Regions from separate parts of the Homo sapiens genome. Here region 1 is linked to region 2. Evidence: chromatin loops called from intact Hi-C (ENCODE). Cell type or tissue: CD4-positive, alpha-beta T cell. All regions are shown on one strand. Each heading gives the region's core, and the rest is flanking DNA. Links, peaks and the distances in the headings are about the cores only.

Region 1 (2,809 bases), core at 210-2,709, 290 kb after region 2:
CACACACATTCACACTCACACACGCGTGCAGATATACATGCATATACACATATATCTAATATAAATTCATCAATGTTGGAGGGCTGAGTTGGGTTACTATTTCAGACATCCAAAATAAAGTTCATATGCTTCAGTTGAAAGAGAATTTTTGCACCAAGAACATTTGGGATCCATGACCAGAAAAAAAAGGATTATTTAAAAATAGTGTGTTTTCTTTTCTACAATTATCTCACCTCTAATAAAGAAGAAGGAGAAATAAAGTGGAGAGAGAGGGACACAGAGATATTTTCTTCTGATTCTTGCCTAGGTAGATAGATGGAGTCCCCCATAAATAATATGAGAAATCTAATCACCTTTTCAGGATTCATAGACAACTAGGATGGTTCTTGCAGAATTGCAAGATGAAGAGAGTCTATAAAGGTGCTCTATTTTGGGGTGGCTTGTTCAATGTTTTCAAATCCTTAATTGGATATTGTTTATTATAAAGTGACACCCACCAGATGCTTACTGTTCTTTTTTTTGTTGTTGTTAGATAAAGAGGGAATTTGAGTTTGTTTCTATGAAGTGTCTAGGAGCATACGAAGTCTCCAATTAAAACAAAATTGAGCCGGGCGCGGTGGCTCATGCTTGTAATCCCAGCACTTTGGGAGGTTGAGGCGGGTGGATCACCTGAGTTCGGGAGTTCGAGACCAGCCTGACCAACATGGAGAAACCCCGTCTCTGCTAAAAATACAGAATTAGCCAGGCGTAGTGGCACATGCCTGTAATCCCAGCTACTAGGGAGGCTGAGGCAGGAGAATTGCTTGAACCTGGGAGGCAGAGGTTGTGGTGAGCTGAGATCGTGCCATTGCACTCCAGCCTGGGCAACAAGAGTGAAACTCTGTCTCAAAAATAATAATAATAATAATAATAGAATATAGCTCTTTCTCTGGTTCATAGGCTATGCTCACCTGAGTGTAAATCAACAGAGGTGTTTGACTAATTGCTAAAACAATACTCATTGCAGTCTCCAGGTTGGCAGGGTGGGGAAAGGCTTTGGTTCTGGTTCAGCCTTTATATGGACAAGATGTTGTACAGGTTTAACAGTGCAAATACCTCCATGGCGGCCATTCCCCCTGGAGTTCTTGATTAATGAGAAGACCATGTCATAATCTAGTACTCCTCCAAAATGAGTAGGCTGTGGAATTTCATTTCTAACTTCTTTATCCCCAAGATCATTAAAACTGAATTATGGAGCCTACTATTCCAATGTCCTACAATAGATCTGACAGCTATAATTTTGTAGCCCTTTAGAAAAAAAATATCTTGGTAGGACTCTTAAAAGTATGGCCTGGAAGACTGCAGGTTTGCCATCTTATCCATGGTTGTCTAGTGGGATAGATGACTTGGGTCTTTACTTAATGCAATTCTTGTAATTAGGTTAAGGTCAAGAATTGGTTATTGTCCTGAATTTGATGTCTTGCTAGAATATATGACTGCTCAGGAAATAATGATCATGTATGCCAGATTATGGGGAGTCCCTAAGCCCCAGATTCAACTGTATGTGAAGAAATGGTTGAATTCACTTGAACTGGAGCCTCATGCTGATGAGCTTATCAACACCTACAGGTGAGTCATTATGCTGCTGCACTTTTTGTTGATGCTGCTAATGTTGAGGTGCTTTCTTTTGTCCCTGCTGTTTGAAATGAAGCCCATAGCTCCACCTATGCTCCTTTTCCCACAATTACCTAATTACGAAACTGTCTAATGTTCTACTAGGTTTCAGATACGAGTAGTAAGGCAGATCAATGTAGCTTCACGTCGTCCTTTTGCAGAAATGGAACAATAAATCTTAGGTTTTTTTGAACTGTAGCTTCTGAACCTCAAAAGGGATCAATTAAGAGGGAGTTTAGGATTGCTAAAGCAGCTAGAATTTGAAGAGCAGGGTGATGATAAAGACGAAGCGGGGGCCCAGAAATTTGAATGGGGTTTGCTGTGAGTCATGAGCTGGCCTGTGCCATGTGCAAAGGGAGAGATGCTGTGAGGCCTATCAGAGAATGGCACCTGCTAGACTGAGAACTGAATGTGTTACCGGTGGACGATATCTGAGTTACTGGCGGTGAATCTGTGTACATCTGCAGCTACCTCAATTCTTGCCTCCTCAGAAGAAAGAAATCAACAGAGGGGCATAAGGCAGAAAAAGAGACCAAGGCAAGTTTCAGAGCAGGAGTGGAAGTTTATTTAAAAGGCTTTAGAACAGGATAAAAAAGGAAAGGAAAGTATGCTTGGAAGAGACCCAACCAGGCACTGAGGTCAAGCGCTCTGTTTAACAGTAATCTTTATAGGCTGGCCCCTTTCTCATGATTCTTCCCTTAGGGTGGGCTGCCCGCATGCCTGGTACCCCCCTCACCCGTTGGAGGTGAGCATGCGCAGCGTGTTTAAGAAGTTGTACCCATGCCCATCTGAGACTTTCTTCCCTATTCTGGTGGAGTAACCCTGGAAAGTCATACTCCGCCATTTTGTCTCTTAATGCACATGCCCAGGAAGTTGCTTCTCCCTGGTGTCTGCATTCAATTAACACTGTTAATTTAGTGCAACGGGTGTGGACTATCAGGAAATGGCCTCTCCAATTTATCTTTTTTTTTTTTTTTTTGAGGCAGAATTTCGCTCTTGTTGCCCAGGCTGGAGTGCAGTGGCGCGATCTCGGCTCACCCAAACCTCCGCCTCCTGGGTTCAAGTGATTCTCCTGCCTTAGCCTCCCGAGTAGCTGGGATTACAGGCACCCGCCACCATCCCTGGCTAATTTTGTATCTTTAGTAGAGATGGGGTT
Region 2 (2,809 bases), core at 38-2,537:
AAAATGCAACTAAAAATGTTTTAATTCAACTTCTTACTCTACACTTATATACCTCTCTCCCAGAGCTTGGCTCTTCCCTGAAATCCTTAAAGGAGTTTATTATTTGCCAAGAATATGGTTTGATGAAGACCGTGTCAGACTCATGCATTCTGGAATCCGTGAGTGCCTCCAACCATAAACCCAGAAATGCTGCCATAGAGGAACCCATTAGCAAGATCAATAACCATCGTGGATATTCCAAAGAGCAGAGCATTTAACCCAGAATCTGAAATCTCAGTAATAACAGAAATGTCAATATGAGATTGTGGTTATTAACAATATGTTATCCTCACTACTTTATTTCTTTTTTCATCCAGGTGTTTCATTAAGTATTCTCATTTATATGCTCATAGAAGTCATCAGATCAACACATTCACTCCAACACCTGGGTATAAAGGCGAATTAAAACCTGAAGAATTACTTTATTATTCATTAAGAACTGCATTCCCACATCCTCACACCAATATCTTCCACTGTTACTGTGCAGTCATAATAAGAGTTGGGTTATGTGATTTATGCAAAATTGTTATTGGTGTGTTCTAATGATTTTTTTCCAGGAATTCAAGTAAGTGAAGTACAAATACTTAGCACCATAGATTGTAAAAATAGAAAGAGGAAATGAGAAAACTTAATGTCGTTCTTGTACAGTTGAGTTTTGCTTCTTTATAAACTGTCTGTTAAAATCAGGGGTTGCTGTTAGACTGTCAAGCAGAAGTGATGGATGTTCAAGGAGGCAGGTTGCCCCAAAGTGTTTTCTAACTTTCAAGTAGAGAACTTTATGCTCTAATAAGAAAAATACAACTCATTCTTAACCACCCCCCCAAAACAGAGAAAACACATACATTTATGCATTTTAAAGATAAAAAGTAGTTTCTCAAAAAAATCTGAAGTTCTCTGAAAACCAGCTTATTAAAAGTGCTGTTTTGTGGTGAAAATTGAAACCAAATCCACTCACATTTCCTATCGGGTCTTGAAATTCTTGGTGGTGTGTCACCATTCCACTAGATGGCAGTGTTGCTTACTGAGTGTCAATGGCTTTTTTCCCCGTAAATGGAATCATGTTTTTCTCCCCCAAAGTACAATAAAGCTGCCTTGTCTGCACCATTCCTCGTGTAAGTGCTTCATATCAAGTTAAGACTGTACTAGAGAAATTAAGAAGAGCTTTATTTGTGGTAAAAGCAAGCTAACCAATTGACCTTAAAGGTTGAAATGCAAGCCACACCTCTGATTCCTAGCTCCCTGCACCTGCATTTTAAGCTCCTAAAGTGCTCAGACCACTGATCTCAGAGAAGGGGAGGAAAGGAGGTACAGTGCCCTTAGTCATTTATCCCTTGTACAGAGTAGTTAAAAGCAGTACTGTATTTTCTGCCATCCAGTGTGACCTGTCATCAGTTTTTACATGGTTGGCTTTTAACAGAAAAAAGTTGAGTTGGAAAATAAAGTGTAGATGTTTCAAGTCTTCCTGAGCAAAGCTTTGTTTTCACTTGGTTCTGAGTATAGTATTAATAGGCTATACTGCGTATGTTATTTACAGTATTAATGAAGCAAGATGTTTTCATTAATTGCTTCCCACTACTTGGTTACTGATGGAGGTGTTACATGATCCTTTTTCTCCAGCAATGTCAGTATAGTATCATGGGCTTCCAGTGACTAAAGTGACCTACCATGTTAGTGCAGATGCTTAAGCACCCCCAGTTACCTTATATCCAGTGCTTCCGCCGGCTAGAAGATAGTGCATGGAATCAGGGCAGCCTGGACTGAGTTGTACTGTCTAGGAGTGCACTGAGCACAAAACTGGGCTCATAAGTAACTTGAGACAAATCAGGACTATGTTGCCTAGGCTGGTCTTAAACTCCTGGCCTCAAGTGATCCTTCTACCTTGGCCTCCCAAAGTGTTGGGACTGCAGGTGTTAGCCACTGTCCCTGGCCTAGCACTCCCTTTATCTTGCAAAACTGAAACTATGTTCATAAACACAACTCTCCATTGTCTCCACCCCACCCTCTAGCAACTATCATTCTACTTTCTGTCCCTTTGACTACTCTAGGTAGTCATGATCCGCCCCATGATCCAGTCACCTCCCATATAATTGGAATTACACAGTATTTGCCTTTTTGTGACCGGCTTATTCTTCTTTTTTTTTTTTTCCTGAGACAGAGTCTCACTCTGTTGCCCAGGCTGGAGTGCAGTGATGCAATCTCAGCTCACTTCAACCTTTGCCTCCTGGGTTCAATCAATCCTGCCTTAGCCTCCTGAGTAGCTAGGATTACAGGCGTGCACCACCACTCCTGGCTAATTTTGTATTTTTAGTAGAGATGGGGTTTCGCCATGTTGGCCAGATTGGTCTCGAACTCCTGGCCTTGTGATCCGGCCTCCTAAAGTGCCAGGATTACAGGCGTGAGCCACCGCGCCCGGCCCATGACTGGCTTATTTCACTTAGCACAGTGCCCTCAGGGTTCACCGATGTAGAGGGTGTCAGAGTTTCCTTCCTCTCTTTTTTTTTTTTTTTTTTTTTTTTGAGACGGAGTCTCTTTCTGTCCCCCAGGCTGGAGTTCAGTGGTGTGATCTCGGCTCACTGCAGCCTCTGGCTGCTGGGTTCAAGCCATTCTCCTGCCTCAGCCTCCTGAGTAGCTGAGATTACAGGCGCCTGCCACCATGCTTGGCTAATTTTTGTATTTTTAGTAGAGACGGTTACACCATGTTGGCCAGGCTGGTCTCAAAACTCCTGACCTCAGGTGATCTACCTGCCTCGGCTTCCCAAAGTGCTGGGAT

Evidence for each region. A loop is a pair of places that touch in the nucleus more often than their neighbours do. Peaks named below come from ENCODE experiments on the same cell type or tissue, not always from the same donor. Only the 100,000 strongest peaks of a DNase experiment are listed, where the experiment ranks them.
Region 1: it touches region 2 in a loop (6-fold over the local background); 11 of 110 quality-filtered maps call a loop at or near these places.

What each region holds. Positions count from the first base shown.
Region 1 is chr16:21,945,430-21,948,238 of GRCh38, forward strand. No RefSeq gene overlaps it. Among named protein-coding and RNA genes, the nearest start is that of UQCRC2, 6.5 kb to the right of the region's middle. In CD4-positive, alpha-beta T cell, for the core only: no CTCF peak of the experiment used is centred there; a DNase peak (open chromatin) is centred at 1,662.
Region 2 is chr16:21,656,329-21,659,137 of GRCh38, forward strand. It overlaps METTL9 (methyltransferase 9, His-X-His N1(pi)-histidine), which reads left to right. Exons shown (of 5, transcript NM_016025.5): 5 at 1-1,143. Among named protein-coding and RNA genes, the nearest start is that of IGSF6, 5.1 kb to the left of the region's middle. RefSeq lists an enhancer at 1,909-2,048. In CD4-positive, alpha-beta T cell, for the core only: a CTCF peak has its summit at 1,051 (motif pointing right); a DNase peak (open chromatin) is centred at 1,043.